Linked DNA regions of Homo sapiens: region 2 is linked to region 1. Evidence: chromatin loops called from intact Hi-C (ENCODE). Cell type or tissue: Caco-2. All regions are shown on one strand.

The links. Peaks named below come from ENCODE experiments on the same cell type or tissue, not always from the same donor. Only the 100,000 strongest peaks of a DNase experiment are listed, where the experiment ranks them.
Region 2: it touches region 1 in a loop (8-fold over the local background); 6 of 110 quality-filtered maps call a loop at or near these places.

The regions. Positions count from the first base shown.
Region 1 is chr2:134,113,515-134,121,514 of GRCh38, forward strand. It overlaps a transcript of MGAT5 not described here. Among named protein-coding and RNA genes, the nearest start is that of MIR3679, 9.6 kb to the right of the region's middle. RefSeq lists silencers at 6,612-6,711, 6,732-6,891, 6,942-7,011, 7,242-7,451, 7,702-7,851. In Caco-2, a CTCF peak has its summit at 4,916 (motif pointing right); DNase peaks (open chromatin) are centred at 4,927, 6,377 and 7,518; H3K4me3 peaks cover 2,052 bases.
Region 2 is chr2:134,225,170-134,233,169 of GRCh38, forward strand. It overlaps a transcript of MGAT5 not described here and the pseudogene RNA5SP104. Among named protein-coding and RNA genes, the nearest start is that of MGAT5, 25 kb to the right of the region's middle. In Caco-2, a CTCF peak has its summit at 3,443 (motif pointing right); no DNase peak of the experiment used is centred here.

The DNA.
Region 1 (8,000 bases):
TGGAACTAGATGCTCTGGAGCAACTGTACCATGTGATCAGTGCAGCTTATATAGAAAGGGAAAGGGGACTTAAAAAATGTATTGCTGTAAGTTATGTACATGTATTTGGATTCTCCTCCAAGTTTGCAAGAAATACAGGGTGAGAATACAAACTGTTTGGAAATTTCTTCTGATTGTTGGAAGGAAGATACATAGTATATATCAGTGGTATTATCTGGGGTCCTTCCTCAAAGGTTACTTGATCATTTAGAAATGTGTTTAGGCTATAGGTGTTAGAAAAGTGGAATAATAATACCATAACAAGTGGGAATTTGTTTCCCTCATTTAACAACAAGCCTGGAGCTACAGAGTTGTAGCGGAATGGTTCTTCAAAGACCCAGGCTCCTTTCATCTTTCCGTACTGCATTATCCAAGTGGCCTTTCAGTTTAGGCTTATACCTTGAGTTTGAAAGATAGCTGTTACAGTTCCAGACTTCATGACCTCATTCAAAGGCAGCAAGTCCAGGGGTGTCCAGGGTAAGCACTTAGCATCTCCTGCATTTGTTTTTAAAGGAAACAAAATATCTTTCCCAGAATCCCTTGGTGGACTTTCCTTTGGCCAGAACTGGGTCGCATGCTGCCTCATCCCCTTGCACTACTAGAGTAGAGCCTGAGGAAGCAAATATCTGGTTTTGCAGACTCCAAAGTAGGATGTAGCAAAGGAAATTGGACTTGCAGTGGCTTTAGGTTGACCGTCCAATGGTGTCTGTCACAAGTATACCCACTCTCTCTTTTACTGGAAGGGCTTGAGGCCAACGCATTTGGAAACTGAGCAAGGGCCACATTTTTTGTTAAGAGGTCTGTCCTCCAGAGAAAAGCCACTACAGAGCTCTCCAAAAATGCTGGCATTCCCCTCACCAGTGGATTCCTCAGCGCTGAGGTGAATATGTTTCTTCTGGGGCATTTTAGAGAACATAGCATTGAGGTAGATAAGTAGGTAACACTTGATACATCTATTAGAGCATTTTCTTAAATTCTTGAATTCTCCCTCCACATAGCAAGGTATCCCTGGCATCTCACTTTCATAAATATAACTTAGCATAGACCTAAAAAGCTCAGACTCTGGAACCAGGTATCTGATTTGAATCCCAGCTGTACCACTTACAAGCTGCATGTGGAAAGTTGTTTAACCTATATATGCCTCAGTTTTCCCTTTTATAAATGAGGATGATACTACCTGTCTCATAGGTTTATTATTATGATTAGATAATTTGATGTATGACAGCACTTTGAAAAGTGCTTGGCACTTAGTAGGGGTTACGTGTATGCCAACTAGCATTATTGTTTACACCAGTCCTCATAAGTCTAGATTTCAGCAGCCAACAAAGCAGATGATTAATACTACTCCCAACTGCCCAAGTGAACACATTGAGTCTAGAACTTTGCTAATGCCTCCATATCAATACATTCAGCCTCATCTAAGGCTATGTTCTTCCTTCCTTGGTCTAGCATTCTCAGAATTTCTCTCCACATGTATTCCCCAGATTTTTGCTTTTATAAATTAGCAGAATCTCACACCTCCTGTGATGGGTAAGTCTTTTCCTTCAGAGTTTGCCTTTCCAATTGGCCTTTTGAGGTGTGCTGGGCTTTCTAGTGAGAGAAAATGAGGAGTATTTGGCACAGGGCATAAAGTTTCAAGGCAACACCCTCAAGCCAGGTCATTAGAGGATCTCAGTCAAAGCAACAAGAACCTCATGACTGCCTTTATTTGGCAAAGGAAGCCAACATAAGGCCTGAGGGGTGTGGAGTACATCAAATTAAGTCATCTAAATTGTCCTATGTAACTCCATGCAATCCTCAGGGTCCTAATGAGTTCTAATCAATGCTTTTGGTTTCAAATAAGAGAGTGGTTAGGCTATGAATGCAAGTGACTTTGTAATTCAGCAATCCAAACGATTAATAGTTGAGTTTTTTTTTCACTTATTTTGGCCTCCACCTGCTAAAAATCAAAAGGTTTTCTGCTTGTCTGTTTCAGAAGTCATAGAAAAGCCCTGGTTTATAGGTACCTTGAGCTGAGAATGTAAGAGTTTCAGCTCATAATTCTCTTTTTTAAAGCTGTTCAGGCTGGGTGCAGTGGCTCATGCCTGTAATCCCAGCACTTTGGGAGGCCAAGGCGGGTGGATCACGAGGTCGGGAGATGGAGACTATCCTGGCTAACATGGTGAAACTCTGTCTCTATTAAAAATACAAAAAATTAGCCAGGCATGGTGGCATGCACCTGTAGTCCCAGCTACTCAGGAGGCTGAGGCAGGAGAATTGCTTGAACCCAGGAGGCAGAGGTTGCAGTGAGCCGAGAGCACGTCACTGCACTCCAACCTGGGTGACAGAGCAAGACTGTCTCAAAAAAAAAAAAAAAGCTATTCAGCTCCATAAAAAACAACCACCTTACTCTCACAGTCTTATTGTGAGAGTCTTTTTCCTAAGTGTTTTTTTGTTGTTGTTTGTTTTTTTTTTTTTTGAGACAGAGTCTTGTTCTGGAATGCAGTGGCCTGATCTCGGCTCACTGCAAGCTCCGCCTCCCAGGTTCATGCCATTCTCCTGTCTCAGCCTCCCAAATAGCTGGGACTACAGGCGCCTGCCACCATGCCCGGCTAATGTTTTGTATTTTTAGTAGAGATGGGGTTTCACCATGTTAGCCAGGATGTTCTCAATTTCCTGACCTTGTGATCCGCCCGCCTCGGCCTCCCAAAGTGCTGGGATTACAGGTGTGAGTCACCGCACCCAGCCTATTCCTAAGTCTTATTGCTCAGTTGTCACTTGGTTACCCAAAAGTTTGATTTCAATGGGTACTTCATTGTAGATGTATACAGTTGATAACAAACTTTTGCCACTGTATACCACAGGCTGCCTGCATCAAAGACCTTTAAAGAAGCCAAGTTTTCAACCCTCAACCTTAATCAGACTAGATAACCTATCCCTGATTTCATCTATTTCCCTTAGGGTCTACGCCTGTTAATTCAAATGTCTGTATCAGTCAGGCTACTTAACCACAAGCAACAGAAAGTTACTGTGACTAATTAAGGAAGATCACTTGAGCCCAGGGGTTCAAGACCAGCCTAGGCAAAATAGAGAGACCCCCATCTCTGTAAAATAATTAAAAAGTTAGCTGGGTATGATGGCCTGCACCTGTAGTCCCAGCTACTTGGGAGGCTGAGGTGGGAGGATCACTTGAGCCTAGAAGGTCGAGGCTGCCAGTGAGCTGTGATCATGCCACTGCACTCCAGCCTGGGCAAAAGAGTGAGAATCTGTCTCAAAAAAAGAGGAAAGAAGAAAGAAGAAGAAGACGGAGGCCAGAGGAATGCACGTAGAAAGAACTCCTAAAATCTGGCAAGGTGAAGATGCTGTCACCTGGATCACTATCTGCCAGGCATCACAGCTTACATCATCCACATTATGGCATCAGCCACTGGGCACTACCACTAGCAATGCTGCCCTAAAAATTTGGTCAGCACCTTTACCATCAGAGGTTTTACCTTGTACCAAGATTACATAGTGGATAATTCCTCAAGCCATTAGAGCTCAGGTCCAGGGCAGAAAAACAATTTCATTTGTTTATTTCACAGACACCAGTTCCAAGACTGAACCACATGGGTCTCAGCTTTATAAGGTTTACATACATAATTGTTATTTTGTTGCTATAATTTTCATGCAATTTGAATAGGTCAAGAAACCTGGTCTATGTAGGGTACCTTAAATATCCCCTTTAATATTTACTGTATTATTCACAGTACTTTCTGCATGGATCTTCCTTTCTTCCTGGTTATCTGGGGTGAGAAGCATGGTGTAATAGAAAGGTTCTGGGCTTTGGAGTCAGGCAAACTTTGGATTCAATCCTGGCTGTGATCCTTATCAACAGTGCCTATCTGTAAGTATATTACTTACCTTTACTAAGTCTTGGCTTCTTTTTCTATGAAATACGTATAGTAAAATCTACTCCATGAATTGTTAAAATGTAATTCACATACAGCTTAGTAAGAGATGCTGAGAAACAATATATAGTTGGCCCTCTGTAAGCATGGATTTGGAGGATCCTAAATCCTCAGATTCAATCAATCACAGATCGAAATCCGCAGATATGGAGGGCTGACTATACTTGATTATATGTAAAAAGCTGTGTTTACTATGCTTATAATTGAGCAATTATTTAAAGTACTATATATGTGACAGACAAATGAAAAGAAATGAAGCAATACAGTTAGAGTAGACTTAGCAATACCAACAAACACTGTTGCATTGTTGTGAAATAGTCCTAAATATCTTTCTTTTTCTAACCTGACACCCATTGTTTGCAAGTGGTGAAAATGCTAAAAATGAATCTCTGTTCACCAGGAATGCACGACCTTGGCCATCAGCTGCCAGGGCTTTCACTATTGAAATCCTGCTATGTTATTTTCTTCCTAAGCTTGTAATGAACGGTCTCTTGAGAGGATGTGATGAAATATACAGCTGCATCCTAATAAGCATCCTTATGTCCATAAACAGTATCCTTTAGCAATTAATAATAAAAATTGTAATCTTAACTGTGGGGAAAACAACTTAGATAGTATTACTTTTTCTTAAACGCATGGCAAGTATATGATTTATATAAATAAATAGACTATGTAATACAAATATGGAAAATGTATATTTGTGTATACAAACGAATTTACTTAATTTCTCTATATACACATATACTTTTTATAAAAAATATCCTGAAACAAAAACCATCTGTAATATCCTCTATAGCAGTGGGTTCATAAAGTTGAAATGATTGATGCCTTTCAGAAATCTCTAGGCAACCAGGTGGTATCATTATTAACCACCCGTGGGAACTTGACTTCAAATCCAATCTATTATGATTAGAATCTACATGATCTGTATCCAGTACAGCAAGTCCCGGCCACCAGATGTCACCATTCTTCTATTTCCCTCCTGGTGCTTGGGGAGAGCTAAAGATACTATTTTCTCTCAAGGGACTGAGGGAAATACGTGCCTCAGAACATTACTGGGATTTCACCAAAAGGTCTTTTCTTAGTCATCCTGGCCTTGCAGATTTCCCTGTGGTTTTTGAGTATCTTGACTCGACAGTTTCTAACAGCTGAGGAGCCAAGTGGCTGATAATTTGGGGCTTATCTGGTCAGGAAGTGCTAGAGCCATTTCCTCCAGCTAAACTTGAAGACAGGATTGACATAAGGTGCCCAAAGCCCAGAGCTTGCTCAGTGCAGGAGAGGCTATGGATATGCCCTATTAAAAGGTCCTGGGGTCAGGAGACCTCAACCAGCTATGAGCTCACTTACAAAATGAAGGAAAGGGACTGAATCATTCCTAGGGTCTAAAAATTCCATGATCCTCGTTTGTAAATGCCTCTGGTGGGGAGGGTGCGTAGTAGGGTGGGGGCGAGCTAAGTCCAAGAAATAAGACCCCAGAGAGGACAACGAAGTAGGGGTGAAGTCCTGCAGGGCAGATGAGGGGAAACTGAACATGAATCCTTATGAGGTCTGGATGTAGTGACTGGTTATGGGGTCTGGAAATTGCTGGGGTTATGGTCTTGTGGATTCTACCACTAGCTCAATAGCCCACTCTTCCTCCATTCCAGATACTACTTAACAAGAAACTATAATGCTTATCGATGTAAATGTATGGCATTCTCTCTCCTGGGGCTTGGTTGGATTTAATCTCTCATGTCAGTCAATGTTCTTTGTGGTGCCTTCAGGGCACGGGATGTGTTTTATTTGTGAATTTACAACAGTGCAGTTTTCAGCTAGCTCGTCCAGAGTGTTCCTAAAATCCGGGAGTGGGAGCAGGGCAGAGAAGAAAGAATGGATTTCATTTATAAGTGCCACATATCCCTAAGTATTTCACATATATTTCATATCATCTTCACAATAACCTCATGAAGCAGCATTTGTTATGCTCATAAAGATGAATTCAAATGGTTAAGTGGCTTGCCCAAGGTCACAAAAACCAAATGGCAGTATACCTACTGCTTTGTGTAATGCGTTCTACGAAAGAGGAAACTGAGCCTCAGGGCGTTTTGTTAAAGTTGCCTGCACCTCTAAGATGGTTGAGACCACAGTCTCCCCATCAGTGGGCTTCGCTGCTGGAAGGCCCCTTGTCCTTTGGGGCTTGGACTGCACCACTCCGGAGGATGCATCGTCATATCAATATTTGCACACTGCCCCTGACCTTGTTAGGATATTATTTATGGCCGCGATCAGAAGGTCCCGCTCGCTCCTTTCTCTCCCCTTGGGCTGCGGAACAGAGTGGCTGGGAGAAGTCCTCCTAGACAGGGTTGAGAGTTTGCCGACGGCCCCTGAGAAGCTGGGGCGTTCCGAATTGGCTGAGCGCGCGGCCGGGGGCGGGGAGTTTGCCAAACGTCCCCGGCCGGAATTTCTGCCTTCTAGAGCCGCGAGCCCAGAAGCGGGGAGAAGTTGGTGAGGTTGGCTAGGGGAAGGTTGCCAGAAATTGAGGACGGACTCCCGCCCTGGTCGACTGAGCTCCCACAGGAGCGCCTCTGCTGCGTCTCGGGGCTGAGTGTGGACGCGCCGCGCGCGGCCCCGCCAGGGCTGGTAGTTTGCAGACCGTCCCTGCCGCGGCCCGCTCGGCGGCGGCCCTGCGGCTCCCGCGGCGGCGGCCCCGGGCGCGATCCAGCCCAGGTAGCCGCGCCGCAGGCTCGGGGCGTCGCGACCTCGCGCCTCGGGCCGCGTGGGCACGGCGGCCGGCGGGTGCTCCCGGCTGCTGCTGCTGCCCAACAAGGAGGTAAGAGCTGCCGGATCCGGGTGATCGCGTCGGAGGGAGCTCGTCATCCCCGCGGGGTGATGCGCGCAGAGGGGACCGCGGGGGGCACGGGGAACCAGGCGCGGGCGAGGAGAGCCCGCACCGGGGTCGGCGCGGTCGGGGGCTTCCTTCCGTCGCTCCTCTGCCGCCTGCGTGGGTGCCCCGGCCCCGGCCGCTCTGCAGGACGCCGGAGTGGAGCCGGGAGACGCGCCTTGAGAAGCCCACCTGCCCCGGGCAGCCCCTCCCAGGGGAGGCTGAACCCCCCCCGCCCCGTGACGAGGGGGCTTGTTGGCATTCCTAGGGACAGTCCAAAGGAAGCTCTGGTTGCGCGGGCTGGAGGCGAGCGGCGGGGGATGGCAGATGGGCGCTCGGACCGCGGAGGAGCCCGGTGGGGGTCACGCCGCAGGCGTGGGCCGGGCCGGGCCGGGGTCCTCGGGACCCAGGCGCACTGGGCGGGCTCGGCCAGGGGCCAGTGGGGAGGAAGGAAGAAGGAGGGAGGCTGGCCCCGAGCCCCTAGGGAGGAGGGATGCGGCGGGCTGGCGCTCCGGGCCAGAGGATCCAGGAGGCCCGGGGGCGCCCCGGCTGTTAGGGGACGGCCCGCGGGTCCGTGATCCCGCCGGCGCGCTCAGCCCTGCTGCCGGGTCTGGGAGGCTGCAGGGAGCGCAGAGCCCACACCCGCGCACACACTCCCCGAGAGCATGCTCAGTGCGGCCCTGGGAACTTCCTGCCGAGTCGTGAGCCGCCCCGGCCCACTCCCGGCCCTCAGCTCGCAAAGTTGGGGGCGGCGGGGCTAGGGAGACGTGGGCGCCGCTCTCGCCTGTGGCTCTTTCGCGCCCCTGGCCCCTGCCTCGCCTCAGTTGAGCTACGCGCACTGCTCTCCCCGGCTGCCCTCACAGCCGGGATTGGGGGCGTGGGTGTTAGCCCCTGCTCCCCGTGGCGGGGTGGCCAGAGGCCTGGAGCGCGGCTCTCAGCCTGGTGGACCCGCGCGCGGTGCGCCCGCTTGGTGCCCGGACCTGGCGCGGCGAGCAGGCAGGGTGCAAGGGGGTGTGTGAGCCCAGGGACGCTCGCGCATACACTTGCTGTCACACACAAAGCCGCGGTTTTGTAGCCGCCGCGCGGAAGAGCCGAAGAGGGAAGGGGGTGGCGCTTGCATTGTCCAGAGGCGTTTGGAGCGCAGAGGGGGTGCTTGGCTCCTCAGGGCTGCG
Region 2 (8,000 bases), 110 kb after region 1:
GAGCTCTGCTAACTCAAGGAATGTGGTGTCCACTGCAAGGAACAAAGGTGGTTATGGGTTCCCACTGGTGCTCCTAGATCCTTTGTTCTCAAGGGTGGGCCAAAAACTGGCAGTTTCAGCAACACCTGGGAGCTTGTTAGAAATGCAGTCTCCTTAGGCCTGCTGATTCAGAATCTGGATGACCAGATCCTCACACGAGTCACACAAGAGTGATGTTCAAGGAGCAGTTATAGGCTCAGCCTGTTTCATGGGCAGCAGTGGTGGCCACATCTTAGAGGGATTGTGTTGTGGGCATGGTCTTGCCGTGTTTTAGTTTAAGTTCTGATTTTCTATCATTTTTTTGATAAATTCTAATACAAAGTGATCTAGTTATATATCCATATGTCAGTATGTGATTTGGTTTTTTACCTTTCTGTGGGTATTCACGTTCAAGTGTATAGATCAGGAAAAGAATTCTTTATTATCTTCCATGAGGTCTCAGGATGGGAAGATAACAGTGCCTGTTGTATACAGTCATTATAGGACATGCTGGAGATAGAAGCAGTAAGACACTGCTTCTACATTTGATAAGTCTGGTCCAGGGAGATAAATATGTAAAGGGAAAACTTTATCTCAATAAACTACATCTCGTGATAGCATAAGGGACCAGAGAGAATAGCCTGTAGTTCTTTATCCCACTGCTGGGGTGTCACTAACAGTGTACTAGGATAGATGGACAACTTTATATGATAAAGACAGTTTTAGAGCTTTACGAGACTTTTGACCTCTTCTGGGAGCTGTCCTGATTCCTCTTCAAACCGAATGATAGCACCTTTTGTGTGTTAAGTAGCCTAAACAGTCATTTGTTTAGTTACCACCTGCTGGTGTGTAGCCTTAGGAGAAGAGTGTTTACTGTTGAGTGGTTGTTCTGCTCTGCCCCTTGGCTAAGGATTCCTGCTTTCCATTAAATGGAATGACTACCCTCTCTTTTTGTCTTTGAACTCAAATGGAAGTCATGTTATCTTTACATCTTTAAAGCTTTTCCTTCCAAATTGCCTAGTTGATGCATGGTCACTAATCCTTGTAGTAGAATTAACCCTAATTGAAGATTTAGCAGGTGGATTTTGGCTCTCATAATGCAAGATGTCTTAAGAATTTTGCAGAAGAGAGATGCAATAACCATATAACATATCTCCTTTTTGTCCATAAGTATGGAACAAAGACTATGTGGGAAACCAGAGTGTTTGCAATCAGCCTATTGCCTTTTCTTAAAAACTAGAAGTTCTTTTTCTATATTTCTCTCTGCTTGCTTTTACTGTATTCTTTTTCTATGTTTCTACTTGCTTTTACATACTCCTTTGCTTTGGTGTCATAAACTTGGGATGAAATTGTATAGTTATTTACTAGCTAGGTGGGTTTTGGAAGTTCATTCTCTGAACCACACATGTAAAATGGGAAGCAAATATTTCAAGATGATGTTAAGAATGAAACGAGCTAGTGTAGACAGAAAGTCTGGTAGAGTTCATGCAGTCATTTACTTGATTTGAGCCCCTAGCGCCTAGCAGGCACAGTTCCTGGGAACTGTATGCTAGGCAGTGTGTTGAAATATGCTTACAGATAAAAACGGACATGCCCTGCTCTTATGGGGTTTATGGTTCTTTAGTACATGACTAAAACACCAGCAGGGGCTGGGCAGGTCACACAGGCATGTAAAGCAGCCTGCATGGGTTCTGTGGCAAATTGGAAAGCCATGCCCCAATTCTTCATTCCTGCCGAAGTCTTCTCACAGGAAAATGGTTCTGTGGTACCAGATAGTCCTATTTTTTTTTTTTTTTTGGAAAGGCCAGAAACTCAGATTTTTATGTGAAATCTCCATTTTTCAAATGTTGGTAACTAATAAACTTCCTAACCTCTGACTTCTAGTTTAGCATCAAATACCAAGGGTATATCCTTATCAATGAGTGTAACTGGTGTTGTGTTCTCTCTGGCCCATCAATGATAACACAAAGAATGGCTCCCATCTGCCATCCCATACTCTTTCCCACTGAAAAGAGACATCCTTGGGCTCTGTATTTCAGGGCTTTGCCTCTTCTCTCCTTGTGAATTATGGACTGCAACAGTGAGAAACTTGACCCTGGGGTGGCTCCTTGTCTTTGGGGAAACAAATAGTTTAAAAGGCCCATACTGGATTGAGCTCTGGGTATTGTCTTCTTACTACTCTGTTTTGGTTGCTCCTTCCTCTTGAGGCCAAAGATGAGAATCTGCAGTGGTAAGCTTCAGAGACTAGCTATTCCTGGCAGGTAGGACTTGACTTTTTACTCATTCACTGCAGAGTTTAGCATGTATGAGCACTCAAATACTGAGCTACAAATTATTGCCTAAAACAAATAAAAAATAATACCTCTCAAACCTCTTTGTTAGTATGGGTATAGGCTGTATTCTGGAAAAGGTAAACACTAACACATATCTACTTACCTTTGAATTGCATTGCCCATTCCTGGGTGTGACCTTGGGAGGGAAAACTTTCTCAAGAAGGGAAGGCTCTTGGTTTACTCTAGGATCCTCTTCAGCTGTGATTTTCTTAGCATCTTGTATGGACTCAAAAGAGTTCTGGTTCGTGGCAGGTAGGGACCATTGTATTCTTCAGACCGTTCATGAGCTTTGGAGTGGCAGCTGGTGGTGGTAATGAGATGGTTTTGGCAATAGCTCTGGGGCAGAACAGGTGGAATGAGCCACATTATTTTACCTAGACAGGGCTGGTTGGCAGGCTTTTCACTCACCTGCCAGACATTAGGTAGACAGAATGCACCCTTGTTTAAATACTCGAGACAGTGAGAAAATATCAAGACTCAAGGAGATGATTTCCATATGAGAATTTTACCACAAAATGGGACAAATTTTTACAGAAGGAGCAATCTTTTTGATAAAAGAGGAAAGGTGGGGATCCTCTTGTCGTCATTTTAAGGCATAGTTTCAGAAGGTCACAGCATTTGTGTGAGACCAGTCACAGGAACAATGTGTGTTGGTGATGAGTGTGTGACTGTGTGTGTTTAGGAAGGTAGAAAAGAATGGGTGCAGTGGAAAGTAAGGTGTTTCTTGGAAGGGGAAAGTGACAGATTTCACAGGAAAGTTGAGAGTTGTTCTTAGCATTGTAGATGCTTAAATGCTTAGAGTCTGCCCTTGGCAAATTATAGGGTAAGAAAAGCCCTGATAAAAATCCTTATATTTACTTTTGGTGCCCTAGTTGCCTAAAAGGTCCTCTAGCCAGAGAATAAACAAGTGTTTTTCTCCCGGATAAATATCTGACATTTTCCAGATGTTTTTGACTCTAGTACAAATGCCATTTATTGATTTATGGCCTCTCAACTTCACCCCTTTTTCTTGCTCTGTGAAAATGGATCTGGGCCTCTTGAATATTTTTCCTTTGCAGCTGGTACAATGTTAAGCTTTTCCAGTAGAGGGCGCTGGAGAAACATTGCAGAAGGCAGAGAGTTTTGCTTCCTGCTTTCCAGTGGTTTCTGGGAAGGCTCTTCCAGAGTGTGTCCTCTCTGGTGACCTTCTTTTATGATGTGTGGTGGCCAGCAGCTTCCTCTGGCACCCCCTTGGGGTGTCTTGTAGCGGAGTGTTGCCAGTGTGCTACCTCCCTGTGATCAGCTTTCCTGCACCATAGAGGGCACCACAGTGACTTTTCTGCCATCTAGTGAGTTGTAGTTGTGTCTTCTCCAACAAAGTCAGGGTCTCAGTCCCCCACCTGGTTATTTTCATGGATGTTTCATCTTCTTCATGGGTGTTTTCTCAGTCTGAGGGATAGTGGTTACTCCTTATATCTGGCCTTTCTGTATGATCTAGAGTTCCTTGCATTACTTCTTACTAGTCAACATCTTGTTAGCAGAATCCCAGGTTGTAGTTAATAATTGTTTATGTTAAGCTTTTCCTGTTCAAATTAGTATGTTTTCCATCTGCTCATTGAACCCTAACTGATAGAACAAACCTTACAAAAAAAATATCAGGAAAAATTGTGGAAGACTCAGAAATGGGCAAAACAGATTAAAATCTAATGCAACCTTCTAGGTTATCTGTGTCTTTCATTTTCTTTGGACTGATTTACATTTTGGCAAGTTATAGGAAAGTGATAGTAATGGAAATGGTTCTTGTTCATAGAATGGCACATGAATTTTGCCCAGTAGAGGTATTATTGATCCCTCCCAAAAAGCATTTTATATATTAACAGATCGGCATTCCTGATTGCCTACACACATGTGTGTTTCGTTTTCTTTGGACCTGTTTTAACATCTTTCTGGTTCCTGTATTAATTAATCAGCTAAATAAGATCTTTGCCGTGTTTATTTTATATTTGTAAAAGTCATAGTTTTATGTTTTAAAATATTCTATAACTGATAAGGAGCTTACAGGATATGCCCATATATGTTAAAAATGCCACAGAAAATGGAGATATGATTTGTTAGAAAGATGATTTAAATGCATTTTAATGCTTTATAACTGGACAGACATGGATGAAATCATCTTATGAACTAAAAAGAAAAAGTATCACTATTATGTATCGAAAACAGAACATTCATAACATACCCACAGAATGGGAGAAAATATTTGCAAATAATATCTGGTAAGAGACCCGTATTTAGAATATGTAAATAACTCCTACAACTCAGTGACAAAGACAGATGAGCCAATTAATAAATGAGCAAAGGATCTGAACAGATATTTCCCCCAAAAGAAAAACAAATAATCAGTAAGTACATGAAAAGATAAGATGCTCACTCTCTTTAGTCAGCAGGAAAATGGAAATCAAAACCACAATGAAATAGCACTTTACATCTGTTAGGATGGCTGTCATCAAAAAGACAGATGGGAAAGATGGGGGAAGTGAAGGATAGGGAGAGATTTACTAAAACAGCAGCCCCCAAACTTTTTGGCACCAGGGACTGGTTTCATGGCGGATAATTTTTCCACGGATGAAGGGGTTGTTTTGGGATGAAACTGTTCCACCTCAGATCATCAGGCATTAGATTCTCATAAGGAGTGTGCCACCTGGATCCCTCACATGCACAGTTCACAACAGGGTTTGTGCTCCTATGAGAATCTAATGCAACCGCTGATATGACAGGAGGTGGAGCTCAGGTGGTAATGCTCACTTGCTGGCTGCTTGCCTCCTGCTGTGTGGCCCAGTTCCTAACAGGCCAAGGACTGGTACTGGTCCACTGCCTGGGGGTTGGGGACCCCTGTGTTAAAGGATACCAAATTACAGCTAGATAGGTGAAATAAGTTCTAGTGTTTCATACCACTGTAGGATGACTATAGTTAGCCATGATATATAGTTTCAAATAGGATATTGAACCTTGCCAACACAAATTGTAAATGTTTGAGATGATGGCTATGCAATTACCCTAATCTGCTCTTTATACATTCTATGTATTAAAACATCACTATGTACCCCTTGACTATGTACAATTATTTGTCAATTTAAAAAATTGTTAAAGAGACAAATAAGTGTTGGCAAGAATATGGTGAAATTGGAACCTTCATACACTGGTGGTAGGAATGTAAAATGGTGTAGCTACTGTGGAAAACATTTTAGCAGTTCCTCAAAATGTTAAATACAGAGTTATCATATGACCCAGTAATTCTACTCGTAGGTATATACTCAAGGGGAATGAAAACACACACACACACACACACACCCATCAAGTCATACACAAACGCTCATAGCAGTTTTATTCATAATAGTATCAATTGATGAATAGATCAACAAAATGTGATGCATCTATTCAATGGAATATTGTTTGGCTGTAAACAAAATGAAGCACTGATATGTGCTACAACATTGGACCTTGTGAAAGAAAGCTGTCAAAGAACACTGCATATTATGATTCTATTTATATCAAGTGTCCAGAATAGGCATATCTATAGAGACACCAAAGTAGAATGAGTGCTTGCTTAGAGCTGGAGTGGGGAGGAGGAGGGGTTAGGAGGTGGTAGCTAAAGGGTGTGGGTTTCTTTTGGGTATGATAAAATGTTATATGAAATTCTCTACAGCCACACTACCTTGAATGTGTCCAATCTGTTCTGATATTGGAAGCTAAGCAGAGTTGAGCCTGGTTGGCACTTATATGGGAGAAAAGTTATAAAGCTGATTGTTGTAATGCTTGTACAACTCTGAGCCCAGTAAAAACCATTATATTGTATATTTTAAGTTGGTTAATTGTATGGTATGTGAATTATATTTCAGTAAACTGTTACAAAAAGGGTTTATAACCTAGACAAATAATTATCAAATAAACTGCATTCCTCTGTGGTGGGTGGTAAATGCTTCCTGTGTAGCAATGTACAAATTCCTATGTCAAGATCTTCATAGGCTGTCTTGATGTCTTCTCATGTGGAATTCTTCCTTTCACTTTGGAACACCATTTCTTAAAGAGATTATGGCAAAGTGAAATAATTAGTTGCTTGATTTATTGATGGATGATTTCCCTCATTCACCCTCTGGAGTTCTTTTAATAGAAATGTTAGAAACCCAGACCCTCTAGAACCTGTGGGGAGCAGCTTGGTTGAGTAGCTCTCTACCCACTGGAGGTATTTGGGGAAAGATCACTGGGTTTGTGGCTGGCTGTGAAAATGATCAGACCAGGGCGGGGCCAAGTGGCTGACATGGCTGAGTAGTGGCTGGTCCTTCTTGCCTGCTGTGCCGAGTTGTCTGTCCCCTGGTACTTTACACCCAGTGAGTTGAGGAAGAAGGAATTACCTCTCTAGACAAAGATCGTTCTGTCTGCAATATATGATATAGTACTATTGCTCTGTGGAAGCTTCAGGCAGCCATCCTCCCTCACAAACCAGCTCCTCCATTTTCCTGTCTTGGTGAATGACATGTCACCTTTTCCTCAGCTGCCCAAGCTGGAAGCCTAGTGGTCATTCTATACTCCTCCTCCTCCTCCTCGTCTTCCCTCATTCCTTCCAGTTAGTCATTGCCCACTGTCCTGCTGATTTGACCTCTTAAGTATTTCTAGCATTTGGTTTCTTATTATGACTGGACTGCCACTACCCTGTTCAGGCCTTTATTGGACTCATTTCTCACCCGGATTTTCATGAGCCACCCTTCAAACCCATCCTCTACACAGCAGCCAATATCAAATATGGTGGCCTCAGCACTGTTAAATGTCTTCAGTGATTTACCTGCCATTTGGTGGTGGTTCTTACTCAACAGGGGAGGAGTTTCAGATCATCTAGGAACCAGAACCCTTTTCAAAGTATTTAGGTGTATATCCTATTCTGGACCCATTAGCTGAAGAGGGGCCTTGGGAAAGGGCTTCTACATCTTGAAAAATCTCCCCAAACAGGATGATACCCAATAAGTAATGCTTAGAAAACAATTTATTTTGAAATAATTTCACAGGAAGTTGTAAAAACAGTACAAAGAGACCCACGGACCCATCCTTCCCCAGATTTCATGCTCTGTTACAATACCAAACCAGGAAGTTGATACTAACAGGTTACTGTTAATAGACCACAGACCTATGTAATGTTTTTTTAATGCCCATTTTTCTTGTTAGGTTGGAGTGTGGCACTTCCTGCTAACCTGAGATGTTAGATTATTTCTTAACTGGTGCACATTTTCATTTAAGAATGGCATGGGTCTTCTTGATTCTGTGGGTGGTGGTTGTTATGGTGTGTTATGGTGTGTCTTCTTGTATGTACATGTGTGTGAGATATTGGTGGCAATTACCAGTTTTTCCTTGCAGAGTGAATTATATCCCCAAAGAGTTTGCCAAGAATACATTTGAGTAATGTAATTCTGTCTAGTGACCTAAGGTCATAACTTTCTTAAGTTAAAAAGTTAAAACTGCCACAACAGGTTTTATGCTAGAAGAATAGTATAGACATTGATTCTTCTTGAATCCAAGATTCAGTTAGCTTAAAATGATGTCATCGTGAGTTGTTTTCCAGGTATGTGTAAATCTGACTTTGTTTTTTGTAGATTGTAAAATATAAGGGTACAGGGCTGGTTC